Regions from separate parts of the Homo sapiens genome. Here region 2 is linked to region 1. Evidence: read pairs that join two places in POLR2A ChIA-PET (ENCODE). Cell type or tissue: OCI-LY7. All regions are shown on one strand. Each heading gives the region's core, and the rest is flanking DNA. Links, peaks and the distances in the headings are about the cores only. Region 1 overlaps RAB40B (RAB40B, member RAS oncogene family). Region 2 overlaps FN3K (fructosamine 3 kinase).

Region 1 (15,757 bases), core at 5,363-9,362:
ACACTCACACCCTGTACTCACTGACACACCCCACCCCGTCACTCTAAAACACACACACTCACACACCCTGTACCCACTGACACACCCCACCCCTGTAACTCTAACACACACTCACATGCTCCCTGTACCCACTGACACAGCTCACCCCGTAACTCTAACACACACACTCACACCCTGTACTCACTGACACACCCCACCCCGTCACTCTAAAACACACACACTCACACACCCTGTACCCACTGACACACCCCACCCCTGTAACTCTAACACACACTCACATGCTCCCTGTACCCACTGACACAGCTCACCCTGTAACTCTAACACACACACTCACCCACTGACACAGCTCACCCCTGTAACTCTAACACACACACACGCTCCCTGTACTCACTGACACACCCCACCCCTGTAACTCTAACACACACACATGCTCCCTGTACTCACTGACACACCCCACCCCTGTAACTCTAACACACACACTCACACGCTCCCTGTACCCACTGACACAGCTCACCCCTGTAACTCTAACACACACTCACATGCTCCCTGTACTCACTGACACACCCCACCCCTGTAACTCTAACACACACACTCACACGCTCCCTGTACTCACTGACACACCCCACCCCGTAACTCTAACACACAAACTCACACGCTCCCTGTACTGACACACCCCACCCCTGTAACTCTAACACACACACTCACACGCTCCCTGTACCCACTGACACACCTCACCCCTGTAACTCTAACACACACACTCACACGCTCCCTGTACAGTTTTGTTGCTTTTTAAGCTAGATGGATATTCCATTCTACACTGTCATAACCAGGTGCTATGGTTTGAATGTGTCCGCTAAACTTCACGTTAGAAAGGTAAACCTCCAGTTTGTATGTTGATTGGAGGTGGGGCCTTTGCCAAGTAATTAGGATTAGGTAGGGTCAGCAGGGTGGGGCCCTGATGATGGTACTGGTGGCCTTACAAGGAGAGGAAGACACCTGAGCTGACGGGCTTGCGCGATGCCCTCTGCCAGGTTATGACGCAGCAGGAGGCCCTCCCCAGATGCAGCCCCTCAACCTTGGACTTCCCAGCCTCCAGAACTGTAAGAAATGCATTTATTTTCTTTATAAATTACCCAGTTTGTGGTATTCTGTTACAGCAACAGAAAATGACACCAGGTAGACGCCATCCACAGCTGAACCACCATATGGTATACAATGTTTATTTTTCCTTCATGTACGAATTTTTGTTTCTACTGGAGTTAAAAATTGCCTCATTGTACCAGGCGTGATGGTTCATGCCTGTAATCCCAGCACTTTGGGAGGTCAAGGCAGGTGGATCATCTGAGGTCAGGAGTTTGAGAGCAGCCTGACCAACATGGTGAAACCTCATCTCTACTAAAAATACAAAAACTAGCCAGGCATGGTGGTGGGCGCCTGTAGTCCCAGATACTTGGGAGGCTGAGGCAGGAGAATCGCTTGAACCCGGCAGGCGGAGGTTGCAGTGAGCTGAGATCGTGCAACTGCACTCCAGCCTGGGTGATGGAGTGAGACTCTTGTCTCAAAAAAAAAATTGCCTCATGTTTACTTGTTGTTTACTCATTGTTTACTTGTTCAGTTTTCTCTGCATTTATTACTAATTCATCACTGTAATTTTCCCCAACTATCTAAATCTGCTCTCGGTACCTGCAAACATTCAGGAATTTCACTTTCTTTGGGGCATCTTTCCAGACCTTCTGTCCTGCTCCCATCTGGACTGGGAGGACTGTTGCCCTGGGGCCCCCACTCCCTTACTGCTGGATTCCATCCTTCCCTCTCTTAAGCTGACTCCTCTTTTCAATTCCTGAGAAAGGTGCATGGAAGAAGGTAGTATCTGAGACTTTGCACGTCTGAAAATGTCTTTAGGCTGCCCTCACTCTTCCTTGTGTTTGGACAGGCATACAATTGAGGGAGAAGATGCTTTTCCCTTAAACACGTTCAGTCATTCCAGAGTTCCTTTTGAGATCGGCCGTAAACTCATTCTTGACCCTCTGAATGCAACCTGGTTTTCCTCCTGGTGGGCATGGAGGCGCTTCTCTGAAACTGCACACCTTGTGGGCCTTGCTGTAGGGATCTTCGTGGCCAGGCTGACCACTCCATGGGCCTTTCAATCTGGAGACACAAATCTCAATTTTGGGGAACTTTCTTGGATAATTTGTTCTCTCCTTCTGGGATGTGATTAATCAGATACTGGGCCTCCTGAGCCTGTTTCCCACCTTTCTTGTCTGATTTTGCATCTCTCTCTCTTTTTCCCAGCATTCTGGGAATTCATCTCATTTTAACTTTTATCCCTTCTTTGAAATTATTGTTTTCAATGTCCAAGATCTTTCTTATTTTGTGACTATCAACACTGGACAAACTAGAAAACGCAACAACCTGGCCAGGCGCGGTGGCTCGCGCCTGTAATCCCAGCACTTTGGGAGGCCGAGGCGGGCGGATCACCTGAGGTCAGGAGTTTGAGACCAGCCTGGCCAACATGGTCAAAGCCCAACTCTACTAAAAATACAAAATTAGCCGGGTGTGGTGGCGGGTGCCTGTAATCCCAGCCACTCAGGAGGCTGAGGCAGGAGAGTCACTGAGGCTGGGAGGCGGAGGTTGCAGTGAGCCAAGATCGCGCCATTGCACTCCAGCCTGGGCAAAAAAGAGTGAAACTCCGTCTCAAAAGAAAAGACCAGGCGTGGTGGTTCACGCCTGTAACCCCAGCACTTTGGGAGGCCAAGGTGGGCGGATCATGAGGTCAGGAGTTCGAGACCATCCTGGCTAACAGGGTGAAACCCCGTCTCTAGTAAAAATACAAAAAAAAAAAAAATTAGCCGGGTGTGGTGGCGGGCACCTGTAGTCCCAGCTACTCGGGAGGCTGAGGCAGGAGAATGGCGTGAACCCAGGAGGCGGAGCTTGCAGTGAGCCGAGATCGCGCCACTGCACTCCAGCCTGGGCGACAGAGCAAGACTCGTCTTAAAAAAAAAAAAAAAGAAAAGAAAAGAAAAGAAAAAGCAACCTAAAACACCTGGGGAATGACTGACTGAACGGGGGAGGGGCCTCCTTGTCACCTGCGTCACTCTGGCATCGCAGGCAACGTTCGTATGGTTTGGAGTTGCTGCCGGCCAGCTTCCTCACCAGGTGGGAAGAACGAACCCCAGAATGAACCTAACACAGAAGAAAGCAGGGCCAGGGTGTGTGCAGGGAGTAGGCAGAGGAGAAAGAACAACACGAGATAATCCTGACGGCATCGTTCAGGCACCAGAATCCAGCCACGCCTGAAACTACACCAGCCCCTCAACCTGCCGGCTGTGTGGGGCACCACATTCCTCTGTGCTGAAGCTATTTTGAGTTAATTTTCTTGTTTGCACCAAAATGTCTGGTAGAAAACCCACAAAGCACAATGACTGGAGAGAGAGAGAGAAAACATCTGACACCCCCTAAACTGGGAAAAGCTACAAAGGATGCATTTTCACATCTTCCCCAAGCAAAGTACAATGACCTCCACATCCCGGAATTTCACTAACAATAAACAAGAACTGGAAATAAAATCGAACTCAGTGATAATGATTTCATTATTCACCATCATGACCAAAACTGGACTCAGTGTCTTCTTCAGCTGGCAGTTCCCATTAGCACAGCCCGGATGCATAACCCACACCCACAACCTGCCCTGGCAAATGACCAGCTTTGAAAGGACAATGACAGCCGCCTGTCTGACGTGGTCTCCACCAAGCGCTGGCTTCCTTCACAGCAGCACTTGGCCCTTCTCCCGAATCTATTCTGCTCCCGTGGATGGCACTCCCTTTACCCCATACTTCAGAACTGGGGGTGGGGCAGGGTAGGGTAGTACCTTAGCCAGTGGGGTTGCTATAATGAAAATACCATAAGCTAGGCAGCTCCTAAACAACAGAAACTTGTCATCACAGTTCTGGAGGCTGGAAGTTCTAGATCAAGGTCCAGGCAGAGCCAGTGTCTGACGAGGGCTGCATCCTGGTTCATGGAGGTGTCTTCTCCCCATGTCCTCCCCTAGCTGGAGGGGCGAGGGAGCTCTTGGATGCTTCACTCATCCCATCCACAAAGCCCCACGTGACCTAATCATCTTCCAATAGCCCCATCTTCTAACACCATCACCTTGGGGTTAGGTTTCAGCACCCGAATTTGGGGGGGTCACAAACATTCACTCTCTTGCAGGCGGGTGGGGAGATAAAACCTTAAAAAACAGTGCCCTCCATCTGCTACGTGGGTCCTTCTCACCAGGGGGGAGAGGTGGCAACAGTGACGACCTGAAGCCCCTGGTACTCTGAGTCTCCTGGTACGGGACGGTGAGGACCCCACAGGGCTGGTAAAGCACAGACGCTGCAGCCTGGGGCCTGGGATCAAATCCAGTCCCAACACCAATGTCTTCGTCCATCTCCCCCGGGTCTCCGTTTCCCTGGCTATGAATGGGGAACCGACCGCCTCGTGGGACGCACTCACCACAGCTCCTCAAAATGTGTGCACCTGCTGCCAGCAGTCCACGTCAGCTCAGCAAAGGCTCCAACTCCTCCCCAAACCTCTGTGGTCACACACAGTGAGGGCACCCCTCACCTTCAACAGCATCTCCCCCACACACAGTGAGGGCACCCCTCACCTTCAACAGCCTCTCCCTCCACACAGTGAGGGCACCCCTCACCTTCAACAGCCTCCCCTCACCCCACACAGTGAGGGCACCCCTCACCTTCAACAGCATCTCCTCACCCACAGAGTGAGGGCACCCCTCACCTTCAACAGCCTCTCCCCCCCCACACAGGGCACCCCCGACCTTCAACAGCCTCTCCTCACCCACACACCAATTCCGTGGCGAGTCTCTCGGCTCTTCCCAGCCACCCCTACAAAGCACCATTCCCTTTGCATTCGGATGGGTCCTGTTTTGAGGCTTACCCCCGCCAGTTTGACATCTCTGCTTCAGTGGCCTACTAATTTTTCTTTTTCTTTTTCTTTTTTGAGATGGAGTCTCGCTGTGTCGCCCAGGCTGGAATGCAATGGCGTGATCTCAACTCACTGCAACCTCCGCCTCCTGGATTCAAGCGATTCTCCTGCCTCAGCCTCTCCAGCAGTTGGGATTACAGATGCCCGCCATCACACCTGGATAATTTTTTATTTTAGTACAGATGAGAGTTCACCATATTGGTCAGGCTGGTCTCGAACTCCTGACCTCAGGTGATCCACCTGTCTCAGCCTCCCAAAGTGCTGGGATTATAGGCGTGAGCTACCGCGCCCGGCCGGTAGCCTACTAATTTATTTATTTATTTATTTATTTTTTCTGAGACGGAGTCTCACTCTGTCGTCCAGGCTGGAGTGCAGTGGCACGATCTCGGCTCACCGCAAGCTCCACCTCCCGGGTTCAAGCAATTCTCCTGCCTCAGCCTCCCGAGTAGCTGGGATTACAGGCGCCCGCCACCACGCCCAGCTAATTTTTGTATTTTTAGTAGAGACGGGGTTTCACCATGTTGGTCAGGCTGGTCTCGAACCCCTGACCTCGTGATCCACCTGCCTCGGCCTCCCAAAGTGCTAGGATTACAGGCGTGAGCCACCGCTCCCGGCCAGCCTACTAATTTAAACAATTAATGTTCAAGCTATCTCTGAATTAATACCTGAACTAAAAGCTGAATTTCTTCCAAGTCCCAGGTTCTCAGCCCATCGTAAAAGCTCATTACAATGAGATTCCCCTCAGAAAGAGCTAAAACCAATCACTGGTTTCTCCCGTCCCAACAGGGCAGAAAGCATTACAAGCCGGGCTGCTTCCAGGAGGTGGCCCATCCTGCAGCGGCCAGCTCAACACACTCTGGCCCTTCCCTGATGTGTCCCCCTTGCCACAGGTCCGAGGCCCAGAGGCGGCCTGTGTTGTGGCTCTCCATCAGCCCTGACGCCGCGTCTCTGTCCCTGTGGACTCGGCCTTTCCCAGTGGGAACCCTGCCTTCCCGTGTCCACCTTCCAATCCTCGTCCACCACCCGTCTCCAGGGCCAGCACCCAAGCGTTTGGGGTTTCCAGGCACAGGTGGCCTGGCCCTACACAGAGCCCGCATCCTCTTTGCGCAGGACACTTGAAGTCTGCTGGAACCCCCGGATGTGGGGCCCTCTGACCCCAGATGAGGGCGTCAGTGATGCTGCGGTGCTGCACCTGCCCGACCCCTGCACCTGACCCGGGGCCTCTTCTCCATCCCTCAGCCACAGCCCAGAACGTCTGGACACTGGGCCCAGCGAGCAGCGACCAAACTCATTTCAAGTCTCTCTTTTTTTCTCTAAAATCAATGCTGTTCCAAAGATAAACCCTCTAACGCAGCCATGTCTGCCTAGAGAAATCCTCAAACCATATCCTTTCATAGCTATGTTCAAATTCAATTTGTGAGAAGACTCTTCTTTTCATAAGCCCATTGATGGAGCCATTTTGTTTCAGTCTTTGCAGTTTTTTTTGTTTTTGTTTTTGTTTTTTACCTTATCTCCCATCTGTGTGTTTGCTCTTTCGTTATTTACCGTTTCTCCTTCTCTGTGTTACCTTACGTTTTGGTCCACGAGAAACTAAGAAACATTTTTGACATCAGCAGTGTTAGCGTTAGGATAATACAATTCAAGCTCACTGCACTTAGCTGATTAACTTACCATGTACTCTGTCCATCAAAATATAATAAAGATATACAAAGCTTCTAGAACAAAGCCCGTCAGAATGTTCACTGAGTGAGTCAGAAAACAGGGACAAAAAGATAATTTTAACCTTCTAAAAAACAAGAACAAAAAAGGGAGAAGTCAAATGCCACACCATTCTCTACACTTGGAGCTGCATAATGAGTAAATATTTTAGGAATCTGTTTTAAGTCATCTACCACCTGCTTAATTCTATTTTAGTAAGTGGCATAACCGCCTTCACAAGCGAGGATCTGTTGATGGTGCAAATATTGATTCAATACAATGTACAGACGTATTCATCTCTCAGCCCAGCTTTTGAGAAATCTGTCTTATGTTGAGTTAAAACACCGGAAAGCCAAAAAGCAGACTGGCGGTCCCCGGGGCAGAGGGGAGGGGCAGGGCGAATGGCCACTGGACAGCACAGGGCTCCTGGAAGTGGCCGGTGCTGACGCTGCAGTGTGGTGGTGATTCAACGCCGCTTTACACCTGCACCGTAAAATGCTCACATCTGACTTTAAGTGTGTGGTTTTTGTGAAAGCAGCTCCCTTTCTGCGTTTTTTTTTTTTTTTTTTTTTGAGACGGAGTCTCGCTCTGTCGCCCAGGCTGGAGTGCAGTGGCGCCATCTCGGCTCACTGCAAGCTCCGCCTCCCAGGTTCACACCATTCTCCTGCCTCAGCCTCCCAGGTAGCTGGGACTACAGGCACCTGCCACCACGCCTGGCTAATTTTTTTGTATTTTTAGTAGAGACGGGGTTTCACCGTGTTAGCCAGGATAGTCTCGATCTCCTGACCTCGTGATCCACCTGCCTCGGCCTCCCAAAGTGCTGGGATGACAGGCGTGAACCACTGAGCAGCTCCCTTTCTGAACAGTCAGGAGCAGCTCGCGCCCACCAGCAACCACCTTCTCCGGTAGCCTGAAGGACACCACAAGCCTTATTATTATTATTATTATTATTTTATTTTATTTTATTTTTTGAGATGGAGTCTTGCTCTGTCGCCCAGGCTGGAGTGCAGTGGCGCAATCTCGGCTCACTGCAAGCTCCGCCTCCTGGGTTCACGCCATTCTCCTGCCTCAGCCTCCCGAGTAGCTGGGACTACAGGTGCCTGCCACCACGCCCAGCTAATTTTTTGTATTTTTAGTAGAGACAGGGTTTCACTGTGTTAGCCAGGATGGTCTCGATCTCCTGATCTTGTGATCCGCCTTGGCCTCCCAAAGTGCTGGGATCACAGGTGGGAGCCACTGCGCCCGGCCGCCACAAGCCTTATTTATTTAAATCACCTTTGTCTTAGGACACTAAACTCCCAAAAGGTGAGGCCTGGGACCAGCATCAGGCTGGACAAGTGCTGCAGAGGCCACGCCAACCCTGTGCGGCCACTGCTGCCCCGCCCAGTCACTAAGCACCTGCAGGTCACCGAGCACAGGGCAGGGGGCAGCCTCCACCAAGCACAGGGCAGGGGCCAGCTTCCACTGAGCTGTCACCACCACAGGACACCTGGAAACACGAAGGAACACGGCCCAGAAGCAGTGTCCTGGAGCGTGGCAGCTGCTGCCCGAGCAGGCTGCGGGGTGAACGCAGTCGTGGGAGGCTCACGAAGAGACATCGTCTTGGGGAAGGGGGATCAAGGCAGCCACAGTGGCTGTGGGAGGGACAGAGGGGCCAGATCCCAGAGCTCCCCTCACAACCCATCAGAGTGGTGGATTCCCTGAGGCTGGTTGTGGGGCTGGACATCTTGTGACCACAACTCCCAGGGCCTGAGAAGGGGGCAGCTGTCCTCGGGCTGGCCCGTCCTGCTCAGACCGGAGGCCTGGCAGGGTTCGAGGGCTCAACTCAGGCGGGCCCGGGCTCTCAGGGTGGGGTGACCTCTGTCACGGAGGTCTCATGCAGCCTTGGACCCCACACTGGGGCCTGGGTCTCTCCTAGGTTCCCATACACCCAGGGGAGTGGCCATAGGATCCAGTCCTGCCCTGGCCCTGGGTCGCAGGCAGGAGCCCCACCCACCTTGGCCACGACCTGCCAAAGAGGGGTGTGGGCTCTGGGCGGGGCCGCTCGGGGGACGGGACGGCAGTTCCCCCACGTGTGTGAGCTTCTCAACTCAAAGTCCTGGCTGGAGGCTGGAGGGTTCCAGGAGGCCACCCCACCAAGGCTGCCTGACACTCTTTGCTTCTGAAGTTAAAAAAAATATCGCATATGAAAAAGCTTATTTAAAATCAAGTCATTCATGCTTGGTACTAAATATTTACCACTACAATCTTATCACCCATGGACAACTACGATTAATATTTCAGTGTAGTTCATTTCACTGTTTATGTATATATATGATTTTCTTTCTACCTAGTAGTAATACCTATAATGATATATGTAATTTTAACATTTTTCATATGAAGTATTGATACAAATGTTTTAATTCTAAAATATAATTTCTGGGCCAGGCACGGTGGCTCACGCCTTTAATCCCAGCACTTTGGAAGGCTGAGGCAGTTGCATCACAAGGTCAGGGGTTTGAGACCAGCCTGGATAACATGGTGAAACCCCGTCTCTACTAAAAATACAAAAATTAGCTGGGCTTGGTGGCGTGCACCTGTAGTCCCAGCTACTCAGGAGGCTGAGGCAGGAGAATCATTTGAACCCGGGAGGCAGTGAGCTGAGATTGCGCCATTGCACTCCAGCCTGGGCAACAGAGCAAGACTCCATCTCAAAAAAAAAAAAAAAAAAAAAAAAAAAAAAGAAAGAGAAAAGAAAATGATGTTTGAGAGAAAATTAGCTAAAAATGAAGGCAAATATATCTGCTTCATATACATTGAACACAGTTGCCAAAACACTACATGTGGTAATATATTAACTCAAAAAACATGAGTTTTTGGTAGGTAAGTGGTAAATGAGCTCCCCCACCCCCAACTCCTTAGTGAAGATTTGGCTAAAAATCAATTTATATAACTCAAAGATTGCTGGCTCTCCTAGGGAACATAACTTACCTATGGTAGGAAATATTACATTTCTAGACAAAAAGGCAAACGAGAGTAATACCTCTGAACAGTTAGAAGCAGCCGTCTGGGAGAAGTCTCCTAATACAGGAAGCAGTAGTTAACCAGTGCAGTCAGACACTGGGTAGGGAAAAAAGCCCCTCTGCTTGGATGAGCACAGCCTCACTCAGCAACCCAGGCTCTGAGTGCGAAACAAGCAACCCTGCAGCAAAGCATCTCAAGGCTCTGTGTGGAGGCTTTGGAGCCACCAGAACTGGGCTCAGATGGGGGATTTCTCTAGCACTGTGATTCCAATCATTAAAATAACTTACTATACAATAAATTAAAAGTAAAAATATAAAGTAAAAGAGATAACTCCATCAATAAAAAATATACCAAATTCGGCAATCTATTATTGTAGGAATGCAAGGTTGGTTCGACCTTTGAAAATCTATCAATGCAATTTATCACATCAATAAATCAAAAAAGAAAAACCCACATGATCTCAGTGAGGCAGCATTTGACAAAATCCAATACCTTTTCACAACAAAAGCTCTCAGCAAACTAGGAATACAATTCCCTTAACCTGATAAAGTGCATCTTAAAAAAAAGAACCTCAAAGCTAACATTTTACTTAATGGTAAAAAACAGAACGCTTTCCCCATGAAAATGAGAAAATATTTTCCCCATGAAAATATCCACTCTTACCACTCCAATTCAATATCATTTTGGAAGTTATAACCAGGGCAATAAGGCAACAAAAAGAAAGAAAAGGCATGCAGATTAAAACCATCTCGATTACCAGATGACATTACTATACACACACACACGCATGCACACACACACACACACAGGCACGCATGCACACACACACATACACCTCTCCAAAAACCAATAAGAAAGCTATTAGAACTCATAAGTGAATTTAGTAAGATCAAAATATACAAGGCCAACATGGAAAAAAACAGTTGTATTTTTAAATACTAGCAGTAAACAATCAGAAATTGAAATTAAATAGCACTAGGTACAGTAGCCCCCAAACCATGAAATACTTGAGTATAAATCTAAAAAAAAGTGCAAGACTTATATATTAAAAGCTACAAACCACTAATAAAAGGAATCAAAGAAGACCTAAATAAATGGAGAGACATACCATGTTCATGATTGACAGAATCAGTATTGTTAAGATGACAAGTCTCCCCAATTGATCTATAGTTTTAGTCCCAATCAAAAATCCTAGCAGGACTTTTCTTGGTAGAAATCAACAAAGCCAACATTTAAAAGGAAAGTCAAAAGAGCAAAGTTGGAAGACTCAGACTCCTCAAACTCAAGACTTACTATATATTTAATCAACACAGTATGGTACTGGTATAAAAAATACTGAATAGAAAAATGGAACAGAATTGAGTCTAGAAATAGGCCCACACAAAAATGGCCAATTGATGTTTGACCAAAGTGCAAAGGCCATACAATAAAGAATAGTCTTTTCAACAAATGCTGCTGGAACAATTAGACATCCCTGTGCAAAAGTAACGAATCTCAATCTATACCTCACACTATATTAAAAAACGAACCCGGCCGGGCACGGTGACTCATGCCTGCAATCCCAGCACTTTGGGAGACCGAGGCAGGCAGATCATGAGGTCAGGAGATCGAGACCATCCTGGCTAACAAGGTAAAACCCTGTCTCTATTAAAAATACAAAAATTAGCCGGGCATGGTGGCACACGCCTGTAATCCCAGGTACTCGGGAGGCTGAGGCAGGAGAATTGCTTGAATCCGGGAGATGGAGCTTGCAGTGAGCCGAGATCATGCCACTGCATTCCAGCCTGGGCTACAGAGTGAGACTCCATCTCAAAAACAAACAAAGAAACAAACAAACAAAAAAACCCAAAATGGACCATAGTCATAAATGTAAAATCTAAAATTATAAAATTTCTAGAAGAAAATCTTTGTGACTTTGGGTTAGGCAAAGATTTCTTAGATATGACATTAAAAGGATGGTCTATAAAAGAAAAAAACTGATCAACTGGATTTCTTCAAAAGTAAAAACTCTTATTCTTTAAAAGATACTAAATGGAAAGAAAAGGCACAGATGGGGTGAAAATACTTGAAAACACATTTCTGGGTAAAGACTTACATCCAAAACGTATTTAAACATTCTCAAAATTCAATAAAAAGAAAATAAACAATTCAGGTTTTTCAAAATAAGCAAAAGAGGCCAGACATAGTGGCTCACAACTGTAATCCCACCACTTTGGGAGGCCGAGGTAGGATGATCTCTTGAGCCCAGGATCTCTTGAGGATCTCTCAAGGGCAGTCTGGACAATATAGTGAGACCCTCATCTCTACAAAACTTTTCTTTTTTTAATTAGCCAGGCCTGGTGGTGTGCACTTGGAGTCCAGCTACTGGGGAAACAGGTGGGAGGATCACTTGAGCCCAGTAGGTGGAGACTGCAGTGAGCTATGACTTGCACCACTGCACTCCAGCCTGGGCAACAGAGCAAGACCCTGTTTCCAAAAAAAAAAAAAAAAAAGAAAAGAAAAGAAAAGAAAAAGTGGGCAAAAGATCTGAAAAGACACTTCACCAAAGAGAATATGAGGATGGTAGATGAGCACAGGAAATGCAAATTAAAATTACAATAAGATACTGGCCGGGCGCAGCGGCTAACGCCTGTAATCCCAGCACTTTGGGAGGCCGAGGCGGGTGGATCACCTGAAGTCAGGAGTTCGAGACCAGCCTGGCCAACATGGTGAAACCCTGTCTCTACTAAAAATACAAAAATTAGCTGGGTGTGGTGGCAGGCACCTGTAATCCCAGCTACTCGGGAGGCTGAGGCAGGAGAATCGCTTGAACCCGGGAGGCAGGGGTTGCAGTGAGCCAAGATTGCGCTTTTGCACTCTAGCCTGGGTGAGAGAGTGAGACTCTGTCTCAAAAAAAAAAAAAAAAAATTACAATGAGATACCACTGCACACCCATGAGTGGCTAACATTTAAAAAAAACAAAACCAAAGAATGTTGACAACTGAAACACTCACACACTGCTGACGGGGATGCAAACGGTGTGGTCAGTGTGGAAAAGGGTTTGGCAGTTTCTTATAAAGTTAATCATTCATTTATCATATGACCTAGCAACTCCACCCCTGGATATTTACCCAAGTGAAATAAAAACAAGTTCGCACAAAAACGAGTCATAAACATGCACAGTGGCTTTTTTCATAGATCGCCAAAAGCTGGAAATCACCCAGACCCTCCTCAGAGGGTGGGTGGGTGATGGACTGTGGTTCATCTCTACTGTCCCACAATCAAAAGCAATGAGCTCTTGGTGCACCTGACAAGTCAGATGGCTTCAGAGGCTCAGGGCTGCTGAGTGACCGGAGCCAGGTTCAAAGGCCTCCGGGATGCAGGCACGTTGGAGGCTGAGGAGGTGGGGTTGGGGAGGGGCTGCCTACAAAGAGGCTGCGGAAACTTCTGCGTGGTGGAGGTGTTCTCCACCTTGACCGTGATGGCGGTCACACCACTGTCTTTGTCAAAACTCAAGACGGGGCCAGGCACGGTGGCCCACGCCTGTAATCCTAGAACTCTGGGAGGTCGAGGCGGGTGGATCACCTGAGGTCAGGAGTTCGAGACCAGCCTGGCCAATATGGCAAAACCCCATCTCTACTAAAAATAGAAAAATTACCCGGGCGTGGTGGCAGGCGCCTATAATCCCAGCTACTCAGGAGGCTGAGGCAGGAGAATCGCTTGAATCCAAAGGCAGGGGTTGCAGTGAGCCGAGATCATACCATTGCACTCCAGCCTGGGTGACAAGAGTGAAACTCTGTCTCAAAAAAGGAAAAAAAAAACAAAAAAACTCAAGAAGGGAGACATTTTACTGTAAGTAAACCATATCTCAATAAAAGCAGAGAGGAAGCGGGAGAGGAAAGGAATGGGGAGGGGGAGGGAGGACGGAGGAGGGAGGGGGAGGGGGAAGTGGGCCAGAAGGGAAAAGGAGGGTGGGGAGGGAGGAGGAGGAGAAACACCACAGAAAGAGACAGCACACGCAGTGGTCCTCAACTGTGGCCGTGCACTCAACTGAACGCAGATTCCTGGGGCCTCCTTGGAGTCACCAAGTCCTTCACCGCACACAGGGACGAAGCTTCAGTGCTCCAACCCCAAGCATGGACGACCGGCAGAATGAGCTGTGTAGCCCGTAGGGTCCCAAGGAGACAGCCCAGCAGTGAAACGCTCAGATGGGGCGGGCCCCAGGCACCCGGCCTGCCTCCAGGGCAGGTCCTAGGGGCCCCTCCAGGGCCCTAGCCAACAGGAACCAACAGGGCCAGGGGCTCCAGTGCTGAAGCTCCAAGAAGAGGGGACCCACAGGGTCCCTGGGTGCCCAGCTCTTCCTTCATGAGAACGAAACTGTCCTTTCGGGTTTCACCATCTATCTATACTGGGTTGAAGTGTCCCCCAAAGGCTCACATTCACCCAGAACTTCAGAATGTGACCTGATTCGGAAACAGGATCTCTTCTTCTTCTTCTTTTTTTTTTTTTTTGAGACGGAGTCTCGCCCTGTCACCCAGGCTGGAGTGCGATGGTGCGATCTCAGCTCACTGCAACCTCCACCTCCTGGATTCAAACGATTCTCCTACCTCAGCCTCCCAAGTAGCTGGGATTACAGGTGCCCGCCACCACACCCAGCTAATTTTTGTATTTTTAGTAGAGACGGGGTTTCACCATGTTGGCCAGGCTGGTCTCAAACTGCTGAACTCGTGATCTGCCCGCCTTGGCCTCCCAAAGTGCTGGGATTACAGGCGTGAGCCACCGCACCCAGCCTTCTTTTTTTTTTTTTTTTTTGAGACAAAGTCTCACTCTGTCATCCAGGCTGGAGGCTGGAGTGCAGTGGCACGATCTCAGCTCACTGAAACCTCCGCTTCCGGGGTTCAAGTGATTCTCCTGCCTCAGCCTCCTAAGCAGCTGAGATAACAGGCACCTGCCACCACGCCCAGCTAATTTTTGTATTTTTAGTAGAGATGGGATTTCCCCATGTTGGCCAGGCTGGTCTCGAACTCCTGACCTCAAGTGATCCACCTGCCTCGGCCTCCCAAAGTGATGGGATTATAGGCATGAGCCACCGCGCCCGGCCAAGGGTCTTTTCAGATGTAATCAAGTTAAGATGAGGTCATACTGAGTTAGGTGGGCCCTAAATCCAATGGCTAGTGTTCTTATAAGCACAGAGAGATTTGGGGACACAGACACCCAGGAGAGAAGGCTGTGTGACGACAGACAGCAGGGACTGGAACGGTGCTGCCACAGGCCACAGAACGCCGAGGGCTGCCAGCAGCACCCCAGAAGTCAGGGGAGTCAGGAAGGGTCCCCGCTTAGAGCCTGCCAAGGGAGCGTGGCCCAGGCAACACCTTCATTCTGGGCTTCTGGTCTCTAGAACTGTGAGAGAATAAATCTCTGTTTCAATTTGTCCAAAAGCCCCTTCACTCAGCAGCTCTTTTCCATTAGTCACAGCAGCCCATCCAAAAGCCACTTCACTCAGCAGCTCTGGAGCCCCCCACCTTCCTCCACGTTCCTCCCGTCCAGTGCTGGGGGGAAGGATGCTCAGAGCTCAGGGGCATGGAAGACCCTCCCATCCAGTGCTGGGGCGAAGGGTGCTCAGAGGTCAAGGGCATGGAAGACCCTCCCGTCCAGTGCTGGGGGGAAGGAGGCTCAGAGCTCAGGGGTATCAAAGACCCTCCTGTCCAGTGCTGGGGGGAAGGGTGCTCAGAGGTCAAGGGCATGGAAGACTCTTGTCTGTGGGCCCCCCCACACCCCCGATGATGCCCAGATCTGATGACGCTGGCCTCTATGTCTCTCCAAAGTCAAACCAACACGACGCAATTTGAACCCGTGAGTGTACCACAGTGTTCTCTCCTCAAACATACGTGGCCTCCTGAGCTGGAAGAAACAGACTTTATTTCCAGATGAATTTTATTAATCTAAGAGAAAATTTCATACTCTTCATACTTATCTATTTACTCTTTCCTATTAAGATAATAACTTCTGGCCTTATGTATTAGGGTCACTAAAGTTTAATATGTATATTTATGCCTCTGTAAACTTGTTTTTGCTTTTATTTTTAGTCAAA
Region 2 (11,669 bases), core at 5,992-9,991, 66 kb after region 1:
TTCCATCTCTTTTTTTTTGAGACGGACTCTTGCTCTGTCGCCCAGGCTGGATCTCGGCTCACTGCAAGCTGCGCCTCCCGGTTCACTCCATTCTCCTGCCTCAGCCTCCCGAGTAGCTGGGACTACAGGTGCCCGCCACCTTGCCTGGCTAATTTTTTGTATTTTTAGTAGAGACGAGGTTTCACCGTGTTAGCCAGGATGGTCTCAATCTCCTGACCTTGTGATCCGCCCACCCCGGCCTCCCAAAGTGCTGGGATTACAGGTGCGAGCCACCACGCACGGCGGTGGAACTCCATCTCTAGTAAAAATACAGAAAAACACAGCGGGGTGGGGTGGCCCACACCTGTAATCCCAGCTACTCAGGAGGCCGAAGCAGGAGAATCGTTTGAACCCAGGAGGCGGAGGCTGCCGTGAGCCGAGATCATGCCACTGCCCTCCAGCCTGGGTGACAGAGTGAGACCCTGTCTCAAAACAAACATGCAATTCTATAGGCCAAGGTATTCATGGACCACGTTCGTCAATGCATGTTTTCAACCAATGTGTACTGTACGTGAGGTGAGTGTTCACCTAACTGAAAACTGGAATGTTTGTGGGAATATTTCAGAAACAGGAAGGCCCAGGTCCCACGGGAGGCGTTGGGGGCCGGCCGGGTGTGCCGTGCCTTTTACCTTCCCAGCCCCTGCCCTGGACCTGAGGCCCCGCCTGATGGGCCCAGCCCTCTTCTTCCCTGCCTGACGTGTGTGCCCAAGTTAGCTCCAGTGAGGCCTCTGCTGTGGCTGCCCCACCCTAAGAGGCAGCAAGGAAGGTGGGTAGCCCGGGGGTCCAGCTCTGGACCTTGGTTCACTCACACCTCCCCACGCCCTCAGTGCTCCCGGGCACCCACACGTGGCCTGTGCATCCTCCTGTCACAGCAGCCTGCAGACCCCACACCCCTCACGGCCCAGGCTCAGCCTCAGCCTTGCAGCCTCTCGTCTCCGACGGGGGGCCCCTCTGCACCCTGCCCTCTGTGGTGGACGCCAGCTCCCAGCCAGAGCCAGCTATCAGTGAATGAAGGTCCTTGTGACTCCCACGTGGTAGCTTCTGTCAAGGGCCCAGTGGGCAGAGGCCCTGGCTGAGTCAACAAGGCTGACAAGGCTGTGTTCTGGATGCAGGCCCGGCAGATGTTTGAGGGGGAGGTGGCCAGCCTGGAGGCCCTCAGGAGCACGGGCCTGGTGCGGGTGCCGAGGCCCATGAAGGTCATCGACCTGCCGGGAGGTGGGGCCGCCTTTGTGATGGAGCATTTGAAGATGAAGAGCTTGAGCAGGTGAGTGTGTGTGAGACCCATATGCGCACATGTGTACAGGCAGAGAGAGACTCAGAGACAAACAGAGAGAGACAGAGAAAGGGATAGAGATGGGGAGGGAGACAGAAACAGGGAGAAGCCTGTGGCTGAGCCGTCCACACAACTGCCCGGTTATCAGAGGCAGGGCCAAGAGTTCCACCCTGCCATTCTTAATGGAGATAAAAAGTTACTGCTTTCTGGTATGTGACTGGTTTTCCTAGATAAGTTTGGCTGTAATGAGGCTGCATAAAATATATATATATACACATATATATATATATATATATATTTTTTTTTTTTTTGAAACACAGTCTCGCTCTGTTGCCCAGGCTAGAGTGCAGTGCAGTGGTGCAATCTCGGCTCACTGCAACTTCTGCCCCCAGGGTTCAAATGATTCTCCCACCTCAGCCTCCTGAGTAGCTGGGACTACAGGTGTCCACCACCACACCTGACTAATTTTTGTATTTTTAGTAGAGATGGGGTTTCACCATGTTGGCTGAGTTGGTCTCAAACTTCTGACTTCAAGTGATCCACCCACCTCGGCTTCCCAAAGTGCTGGGATAACAGGCCTGAGCCACCACACCTGCCCAAAATAAGTATATTTGAACCCATCATTTGCTTTGTACTTTATTTTTATTTTATTTTTCCAAGACAGAGTCTTGCTCTGTTTCCCAGGCTGGAGTGCAGTGATGCAATCTTGGCTCACTGCAAACTCCGCCTCCTGGGTTCAAGCAATTCTCTTGTCTCAGCCTCGCGAGTGGCTGGGATTACAGGCACCCCACCACCTCACGCAGCTATTTTTTTTTTTTTTTTTTTTGAGACGGAGTGTCGCTCTGTCACCCAGGCTGGAGTGCAGTGGCGCGATCTTGGCTCATTGCAAACTCTGCCTCCTGGGTTGACGCCATTCTCCTGCCTCAGCCTCCCGAGTAGAAGGGACTACAGGCGCCCGCCACCATGCCCGGCTAATTTTTTGTATTTTTAGTAGAGACGGGGTTTCACCATGTTAGCCAGGATGGTCTCGATCTGCTGACCTCGTGATCTACCCGCCTTGACCTCCCAAAGTGCTGGGATTATAGGCGTGAGCCACCGCGCCCGGCCTAATTTTTGTATTTTTAGTAGCATGTTAGCCAGACTGGTCTCAAACTCCTGACCTCAGTGATCCGCCTGCCTTGGCCTCCCAAAGTGTTGGGATTACAGGTGTGAGCCACCACACCCAGTCCATCTTTTTCTTTTGCTTTTTCTTTCCTTTTTTTTTTGTTTTTTGAGACAGAGTCTTACTCTGTCGCCCAGGCTGGAGTGCAGTGGTGCAGTCTAGGCTCACTGCAAGCTCTGCCTCTTGGGCTCAAATGATTCTTCTGCCTCAGCCTGCAGAGTAGCTGGGACTACAGGTGTACCACCATGCCTGGCTAATTTTTTGTATTTTTAGTAGAGATGGGGTTTCACCATATTGACCAGGCTGGTCTTGAACTCCTGGCCTCATGATCTGCCTGCCTTGGCTTCCCAAAGTCCTGGTACTATAGGCCTGAGCCACTGTGCCACTATGCTTGGCCCTGCATTTTCACTTATCATTACTTTCTCAGCATTCCTCCCTTAATTCCTGGTACCTCCTAAGACTTCTGTTGAAGCTCACTTGGTTAATTCCTGTTTGTGATTACATGATGTTATTTTCTGGAAAGAGTCTTTGCCAGTGCTGGGCGTGGTGGTTCACACCTGTAATCCCAGTATTTTGGAAAGCCGAGGCAGGAGGAGACCCCATCTCTACAAAAAAAAAAAAAAAAAAAAAAAAAGCCAGGAATGGTGGCACAGGCATGTGGTCCCAGCTAGTTGTGAGGCTGAGGTGGAAGGATTGCTTGAGCCCTAGAAGTCAAAGCTGCAGTGAGCCATGATTGTGCCACTGCACTCCAGCCTGGATGACAGAGCAAGGCCTGGCCCCAGAAAAGAAAGAAAAAGCAAAAGAAAGAGTCATTGCCTGGTGTTCACTTTTTACTGTTTGAAGAATGGAGAATAGTTTTCAATGTATTTAAACCTTTCTCAAAATGGAACAAACTGGGTGGTGTTATTTATTATTTGTTATTTTAATTAGCTGCATTTCTTCTTTCCTCAGTCAAGCATCAAAACTTGGAGAGCAGATGGCAGATTTGCATCTTTACAACCAGAAGCTCAGGGAGAAGTTGAAGGAGGAGGAGAACACAGTGGGTATGTTCAGATTGCTTTTGGGTACCCTTGATCCAGCCACATTGTCTACCCTAGATGGGTGCTCATGGTACTTCTTGGTGGCATTTCAATAATAGGTTGAGTTGTATACCGTCTGTCTTTACACTACATTATGAAAATGAGATTATTAAATAAGAATTTTGATGTAGCTGATAAGCTAGTAGAATTGGCACATGATCCCTTTTATACCCAGCCCTCCTGTCTGGTGTGCTTGAGGTAATAATAACCCCTTTTATACCCAGCCCTGCTGTCTAGTGTGCTTGAGGTAGGAGTGTCCTGGCAGATCCATATATTGACTAATTGCTACTGTATGTAGTACATCCTCAGACCACCTATATTCTAGCATGCGTAGCCCAGGCTTGTACTGATGCTCTGCTGAGGTCTGGCATTTAAGAGAAAGACAAACAGCTCCTTCAGGCCAAGGATCTCTGTCAACAGGCCGAAGAGGTGAGGGTGCTGAGCCTCAGTATGTGGACAAGTTCGGCTTCCACACGGTGACGTGCTGCGGCTTCATCCCGCAGGTGAGTGCCTGGGTGAGGGTGTTCCCTGATGCCCTAATGCTGGTCACCCACTCTTTATATGTGACAGAATGCTAATCTCCCAAGCACCAGCAAGATTGACTACTTGATTTCTGAAAGCAGAGTAGAAGCTGTGATACCTGGAATGGGGAGAGCAGACGCTGAGGGTCACTGAGCTGAGCTGGGCAGGGTCATGGGACATGCTGGGGCAGGCAGATCAGCATTCCAAGCAGAGCGAGCCTCAAGTGCAAAGGTTGTGTTGCACAAGGCTCCTGATGAGTCTGAGGGACTGGAGACAGTGGGTGATGGGTAGTGTGCAAAGTCAGGGATTAAGTGCTGATTACTCAGCTCCTCTCCTGAGGCCTTTACAAATTATTATTTATTTAGATACAATTGAAATATAATTCACATAAGATCCACCATTTTAAAGGATTAGAATTAATTGGTTTTTAGTACATTCGTGATGGTGTGCAACCATCACTGCTGTTTAACTCCAGAACATTTTCTTTCTTTTCTTTTCTTTTTTATTTTTTTGAGACGGCATTTTGCCCTTGTTGCCCAGGCTGGAGTGCAATGGCACGATCTCGACCCACCGCAACATCGGCCTCCTGGGTTCAAGCGGTTCTCCTGTCTCAGCCTCTCAAGTAGCTGGGATTACAGGCATGCACCACCACACCCGGCTAATTTTTGTATTTTTAGTAGAGACGGGGTTTCATGTTGACCAGGCTGGTCTCGAACTCCTGACCTCAGGTGATCTGCCCTCCTCGGCCTTCCAAAGTGCTGGGATTACAGGCACGAGCCACCGCGCCTGGACTTAATGTTGTATTTTTAGTAGAGATGGGGTTTCTCCACGTTGGTCAGGCTGGTCTTGAACTCCCAACCTCAGGTGATCCACCCACCTCGGCCTCCCAAAGTGCTGGGATTACAGGTGTGAGCCACCATGCCTGGCCAGAACATTTTCATTATCCTAAAGCAGAACCCATTAGCAGTCACTCCCCATTTCCCCCTTTCCTGGTCCCTGGCAACCTCTAATGTACCTTCTGTCTCTTTGAATTTTCTGGATATGTCATATGAGTGGAAACACATAATATGTGATCTTTTGTATCTTTCATTCAGCATCATGTTTCACAGCTCTTCCATGTTGTAGCAGGTGTTAGAATGTTATTCTTTTATGGCTGAATAATATTCCATTCTATGGCTAGGCCACACGTTTCTTTACATATTCCTTTTTATGGCTGAATAATACTGGAGCCTCTTGAACCATCATCTTTGAAATCTGTGAAGTTCCAAAGAAGACTTTGGACAGCCCAACTGCCCTGTGCTTCTCTTGAAGAAGCCAATATTGGACCATATTTTGGTTTTGTTAGGAACACAGCACCCATTATATAAGAGCTAGTTCAAAGTCACTGCTTCTTGAAGAGAGAATACTTTCAAATCTGTCTCCTTGTCGACGCCCGTCCTGACTAGTTGGGTCCCTGCGAACAATGACCAAGCTCTCCCTGGTGTGGGTAGAGGGTGATTCTCCCAGCTGGAGGTCACCTGGGGCAAGATCCTCATGAAGCCCAAGCAGATTTAGGGTTCCCAGCCAACAGGCAGTCCTCACATCTGGGCTCGCTAGAACTGCACATGGAGCTTACCAGATTTACCGAGACCCCCGAGATCTCAGCCACAGCTGGCTCCCCTGGGGTCACACACCTGTCCGGAGCCAGTGAGCAGCACCCTCTTCACCTGTCCAGGTGAGCACGGCTGGGTGCAGCTTGTGGTCCTGTGGTCCTGCTGTGGATGCTGAGGTCAAGGGCTGCAAGTGGCGGGCTCTACAGGACTTGGCTGGCCCAGCAGAGTGGTGTTTCAAAGAAATGAAGTGAAATCTTACCCAGAGCCCCTGTGTGTGAAGCAGACGAGAAGGGGGCTAGTCTGTTTGGAGCACAGGGAGCCCCTCAATGCCCCTCGGACTCCAGGATCAAGGAACCCACCTCAGATCAGGTGCAGCCTGGCTAGGAAGGGTGAGGCGCCAGGGAGGACACCTGCCCTGCTTCCTGCTTGTTGTGCCTCGGACAGCACCAGGTTCCGGAGGCTTCCCACTCCTTGGGAGGGCTCAATGGGTCCTGGGGGAATGTGTGCTGCAGCCAATGGGGGGCAGTGCTGAGCGGCGGGCTCCTCAGACACCTGGGCACTAAGGCCCCCTGGGGCTGCCAGCTGGGTCGGCTGTGGTGCTTGCCCCATGCTCTGTACACTGCCACATACAGGCACCCTTCTAAGCACTTCACTGAACTCAACTCACCCACTTGCCCTAGCAGGTAACCAGGCAGATAATGTCACTGATCCGTTTTATAGATGAGGAAAGTGACATGCAGAGTTCATGCCTGGGTCCATGGAGCTTGTCAGCGGGGCAGCTGGGCTTCGACCCTCAGTCTGGCTTCAGACCACAGGCCCTGACCATGACGCAGCCCCTCTGTCAGGGGAGGCCTGGTCATTGGGACCAGCTGTGTACCCAGGTGGCACCTTCCCCGGGTAGCTTGGAGGATCACAGCCCCTCTGTTCAGGTGGCAGGACTGGGCTAGCCCAGGCTGGTCGCCTGCTTCCAGCACTAAACCTGGTTGTCTTCTGGAAAGAGTACAGAGCTCAGACGCTGGGAGCTTGGGCAGGCAAATGGGAAATAACGGGAGGCTGCACGGTGCACCTCTGAGCTGGGGATCTGACAGCCAGGCTATGGGGAGGGGCCTTTCCATCCTGCTCTTGAGGTGCACACAGCACCAGAGGGTGAGCCCAGGGGCCGAGTCACCACAGCACCCATGTGCAGGGAGATTCTTGGTGGGGGCCACTGACCAGGGCGGTCCTCCCCGAAGGAGTTTTACAAAATAACCCTTTGTATAAAATCAGCTTCGTATTTTTCTCTACAGAGGTGTAATTTGACATAAATTGCACCCATTTAAAATGTATAATTTGGTACATTTTGATGTTTGTACCTGTGAACCTTTACCACAGTCAAGGTGAGTATACTGATTACCCCCAAAAGGTTCCTCGTGCCCTTCCCTGCCCCTGGGCAACCATTCATTGGTGTTGTCACTGTAGATTAGTTTGCATCTTGTGGAATTTAATATAAATAGAATCATGTGGTATGTCTTCTGTCTGCTTCTCTCATGAAGGGGTGGGTTGCCCCTCCACACCTGTGGGTGTTTCTCGTTAGGTAGAACGAGAGACTTGGAAAAGAAAAAGACACAGAGACAAAGTATAGAGAGAAATAAGGGGACCCAGGGAACTAGCGTTCAGCATATGGAGGATCCCGCCAGCCTCTGAGTTCCCTTAGTATTTATTGATCATTCGTGGGTGTTTCTCCGAGAGGGGGATGTGTCAGGGTCACAAGACAATAGTGGGGAGAGGGTCAGCAGACAAACATGTGAACAAAGGTCTTTGCATCATAGACAAGGTAAAGAATCAAGTGCTGTGCTTTTAGATATGCATACACATAAACATCTCAATGCTTTACAAAGCAGTATTGCTGCCCGCATGTCCCACCTCCAGCCCAAGGCGGTTTTTCCCTATCTCAGTAGATGGAAGGTACAATTGGGTTTTATACCGAGACATTCCATTGCCCAGGGACGGGCAGGAGACAGATGCCTTCCTCTTGTCTCAACTGCAAGAGGCATGCCTTCCTCTTATACTAATCCTCCTCAGTACAGACCCTTTATGGGTGTCGGGCTGGGGGACGGTCAGGTCTTTCCCTTCCTACGAGGCCATATTTCAGACTGTCACATGGGGAGAAACCTTGGACAATACCTGGCTTTCCTAGGCAGAGGTCCCTGCAGCCTTCCACAGTGTTTGTGTCCCTGGGTACTTGAGATTAGGGAGTGGTGATGACTCTTAACGAGTATGCTGCCTTCAAGCATTTGTTTAACAAAGCACATCTTGCACCGCCCTTAATCCATTTAACCCTGAGTTTGACACAGCACACGTTTCAGAGAGCAGGGGGTTGGGGGTAAGGTCATAGATTAACAGAATCTCAAGGCAGAAGAATTTGTCTTAGTACAGAACAAAATGGAGTCTCCTATGTCTACTTCTTTCTACACAGACACAGTAACAATCTGATCTCTCTTGCTTTTCCCCACACTCTCACTCAGCATAATCATGCTGATATTTATCCAAGTCTAAAATCCTTTGATATTCATCCGTGATACACATCCATGTTGCATGTGTCAAAAGCCCATTCCCCTGTACGGATCTAACACAGCCTGTTTATCCATTCACATGTGGATGGATTTCTGGATCATTTCCAGTTTTTGCTCATACAAATAAAGCCGCTGTGAACCTTTGTGTACAAATCTTGGTCTGGACAAATGCTTCCACTTATCTCGGGTAAATACCTAGGAGGGGGATGACTGTGTCATATGGTAGGTCCATATTTAGCTCTTTAAGAAACTACTGGCCGGGTGGGGTGGCTCACACTTGTAATCCCAGCACTTTGGGAGGCTGAGGCGGGTGGATCACAAGGTCAGGAGGTCGAGACCATCATGGCTAACACAGTGAAACCCCGTCTCTACTAAAAAATACAAAAAATTAACAGGGCATGGTGGCGGGCGCCTGTAGTCCCAGCTACTTGGGAGGCTGAGGCAGGAGAATGGCGTGAACTCGGGAGGTGGAGCTTGCAGTGAGCCGAGATCTCGCCACTGCACTCCAGCCTGGGCGACAGAGCAAGACTCCGTCTCAAAAAAAAAAAAAAAAAAACTACCAAACTCTTTTCCAAAGTGGTTGCACCATGTTGCATTCCCACCAGCAGCATATGGGAGTTCCAGTTCCTCCACATCCTTGTCAACACTTGAGATTTTTTGTTTTAAATTACAGCCATCCTAGTGGGCGTGAAATATTATCTCACTGAGGTTCTATTTTGCATTTCCATAATGACTGAAGATGTGGAGCATCTATTCGTGTGCCTGTTTGCTGACAAAATATCTTCTTTGGTGAACCATGTGTTCACTTATTTTGTCCAATTTGTGAATAGGGTTTTTTTTTTATTATTGAGTTTTGAGATTTCTTTGCGTATTTAGGATATGAGTGTTTTACCAGATATATGATTTGCGAATAGTGTCTCCTAGTTTGTTGTTTGTGTATTTTCTTGGAAGCGTCCTTCAGAGGCTGGGCATGGTGGCTCGCGCCTGTAATCCCAGCACTTTCGGAGGCCGAGGTGGGCAGATCACTTGAGGTCAGGAGTTCGAGACCAGCCTGGCCAACATGGTGAAACCCCATCTCTACTAAAAATACCAAAACATTAGCCAGGCATGGTGGCGGGCACCTGTAATTCCAGCTACTCGAAAGGCTGAGGCAGGAGAATTGCTTGAACCCGGGAGGCAGGGAGGTTGCAGTGAGCTGAGATCGTGCCATTGCACTCCACCTGGGCAACAAGAACAAAACTTGGTCTCAAAAAAAAAATTTCCTTATTATCCTTTTTATTGTTGTTGAGATGGAGTTTCACTCTGTTGAGCAGGCTAGAGTGCAGTGGTAAGATCTTGGCTCACTGCAACCCCTGCCTCCTGGGTTCAAGCGATTCTCCTGTCTCAGTCTCCCAAGCAGCTGGGACTACAGGCACCTGCCACCACGCCTGGCTAATTTTTGTATTTTTAGTAGAGATAGAGTTTCACCATCTTGGCCAGGATGGTCTCGAACTCCTGATCTTGTGATCTGCCTGCCTCGGCCTCCCAAAGTGCTGGGATTACAGGTGTGAGCCACCGCGCCTGGCCTCTTGCTTACTTTAGGTTTAATGTGCTCTTTTTCTGGTTGGTTAATGTAGCAGCTGAGGTCATTACTGTGAGATCTTTGCTAACACAGATGTTTAGTGCTACACATTTTCCCCAAGTACTGCTTTAGTGGCATCTCACAAATTATAAGTTGTGTTTTTGCTTTCATTCAATTGAAAACACTTTCTAATTTCCCTTTAGACATCTTTCTTAAACAGATTTTAGAACTGTGTTTAGTTTTAAAATATTTGAGGATTTCCCAGAATTTTTCCTATTGATTTTGTTTTGTTTTGCTTTTCTGAGACGGAGTCTTGCTCTGTCACCAGGCTGGAGTGCAATGGCACAATCTCAGCTCACTGCAACCTCTGCCTCTTGGTTTCAAGAGATTCTCCTGCCTCAGCCTCCCGAGTAGCTGGGACTACAGGCATGCACCATCACGCCCAGCTACTTTTTGTATTTTTAGTAGAAATGGGGTTTCACCATGTTGGTCAGGATGGTTTTGATCTCTTGACCTCGTGATCCACCCACCTCGGCCTCCCAAAGTGTTGGGATTATGGGCGTGAGCCACCAGGCCTGGCCTTCCTATTGATTTCTAATTGAATTTGATTATACTTTGCATGCTTAAATTCTTCTCAATTTATTGAGATCTGTTTGCATGGAGAGAGAAATCCTACTCTATTCCTCTTCTTATAGGCCACTAATCCTATTGGATTAATAATTCACCCTTACGATTTTATTTAACCCTAATTACCTCCTAGAGGCCCTTCCTCCAAATACAGGTATATTAGGGGTTAGGGCTTCAACGTAGGAACGGGGGTGGGCACCATTGAGTCAATAGCAGGATATGGGATTTATCTATTTTTCCTGCAGTTCTTTTACGTATTTTGAAGCTGTGTTATTAGAGGTGTAGGCATTTAGGATTATTATGTTCATTAGTCGACTCCCTTTGTGAAATGACTATATTTGATTTTCTTTGCTTTGAAATCTACTTTGTCTTGTATTAATGTAGCCACTCTAGCTTTCTTTTTTTTTTTCTTTTTTTTTTTGAGATAGAGTTTCACTCTTGTTGCCCAGGCTGGAGTGCAATGGCGCGATCTCGGCTCACTGCACCCTTTGCCTGTGGGTTCAAGCGATTCTCCTACGTCAGCCTCCCAAGTAGCTGGGACTACAGGCCCACGCCACCATGCCCGGCTAATTTTGTATTTTTAGTAGAGATGGAGTTTCCTTATGTTGCCTAGACTGGTCTTTAACTCCTGGGCTCAAGGGATCTGCCCACCTCAGCCTCCCAAAGTGCTGGGAATTGCAGGCGTGAGCCACTGTGCCTGGCCTCCAGCTTTCTTTTGACTAGTGTTAGCATGGTATATCTTTTCTATCCTTTCAAGCTTTTTTTTTTTTTAGTAGATAATGTCTTTTTGCACATAACTTATTGTTGGATTTGCTTTATTTTTCCAACCTGCCAATCTGTCATTTACCAAGAGTATTTATTTTTGACATTCGTATTTAATGTGCTTAGTCATATAGTTTTGAGTCTGTCATCTTGCAATTTGTTTTTTGTTTCATCTGCCCTTTGTTCTCTCTTTACCTGCCTTCCTCTGGGTTGAGTATTTTATGTTTCTGTCTTACCTCCTTTGTTGGCTTACTAGGTATCTTTGCTGGGTTTTGAATGGTCCCTCTAGGGTTTAGGCAGCACTTGGCTCCGAATTGCAACAGTGGCCTCTTTTCCCTTGTTGTCCAGGTGAATGAGTGGCAGGATGACTGGCCGACCTTTTTCGCCCGGCACCGGCTCCAGGCGCAGCTGGACCTCATTGAGAAGGACTATGCTGACCGAGAGGCACGAGAACTCTGGTCCCGGCTACAGGTGGGCACGGCAGTGACTTCTCTGGGAAA

The links. Peaks named below come from ENCODE experiments on the same cell type or tissue, not always from the same donor. Only the 100,000 strongest peaks of a DNase experiment are listed, where the experiment ranks them.
Region 2: POLR2A ChIA-PET joins it to region 1 with 17 read pairs; 3 of 35 experiments call an interaction of 5 or more read pairs at or near these places.

What each region holds. Positions count from the first base shown.
Region 1 is chr17:82,671,645-82,687,401 of GRCh38, forward strand. The region is part of intron 1 of RAB40B (RAB40B, member RAS oncogene family); the gene reads right to left. Among named protein-coding and RNA genes, the nearest start is that of MIR4525, 11 kb to the left of the region's middle. RefSeq lists enhancers at 8,066-8,591, 8,592-9,116. In OCI-LY7, for the core only: CTCF peaks have their summits at 6,173, 6,382 and 8,081; DNase peaks (open chromatin) are centred at 6,137, 7,047 and 7,566; H3K4me3 peaks cover 1,909 bases; H3K27ac peaks cover 3,460 bases.
Region 2 is chr17:82,737,338-82,749,006 of GRCh38, forward strand. It overlaps FN3K (fructosamine 3 kinase), which reads left to right. Exons shown (of 6, transcript NM_022158.4): 2 at 1,152-1,303; 3 at 3,426-3,517; 4 at 3,974-4,056; 5 at 11,518-11,640. Among named protein-coding and RNA genes, the nearest start is that of FN3K, 7.6 kb to the left of the region's middle. RefSeq lists enhancers at 1-158, 6,296-6,932. In OCI-LY7, for the core only: a CTCF peak has its summit at 6,208 (motif pointing right); no DNase peak of the experiment used is centred there.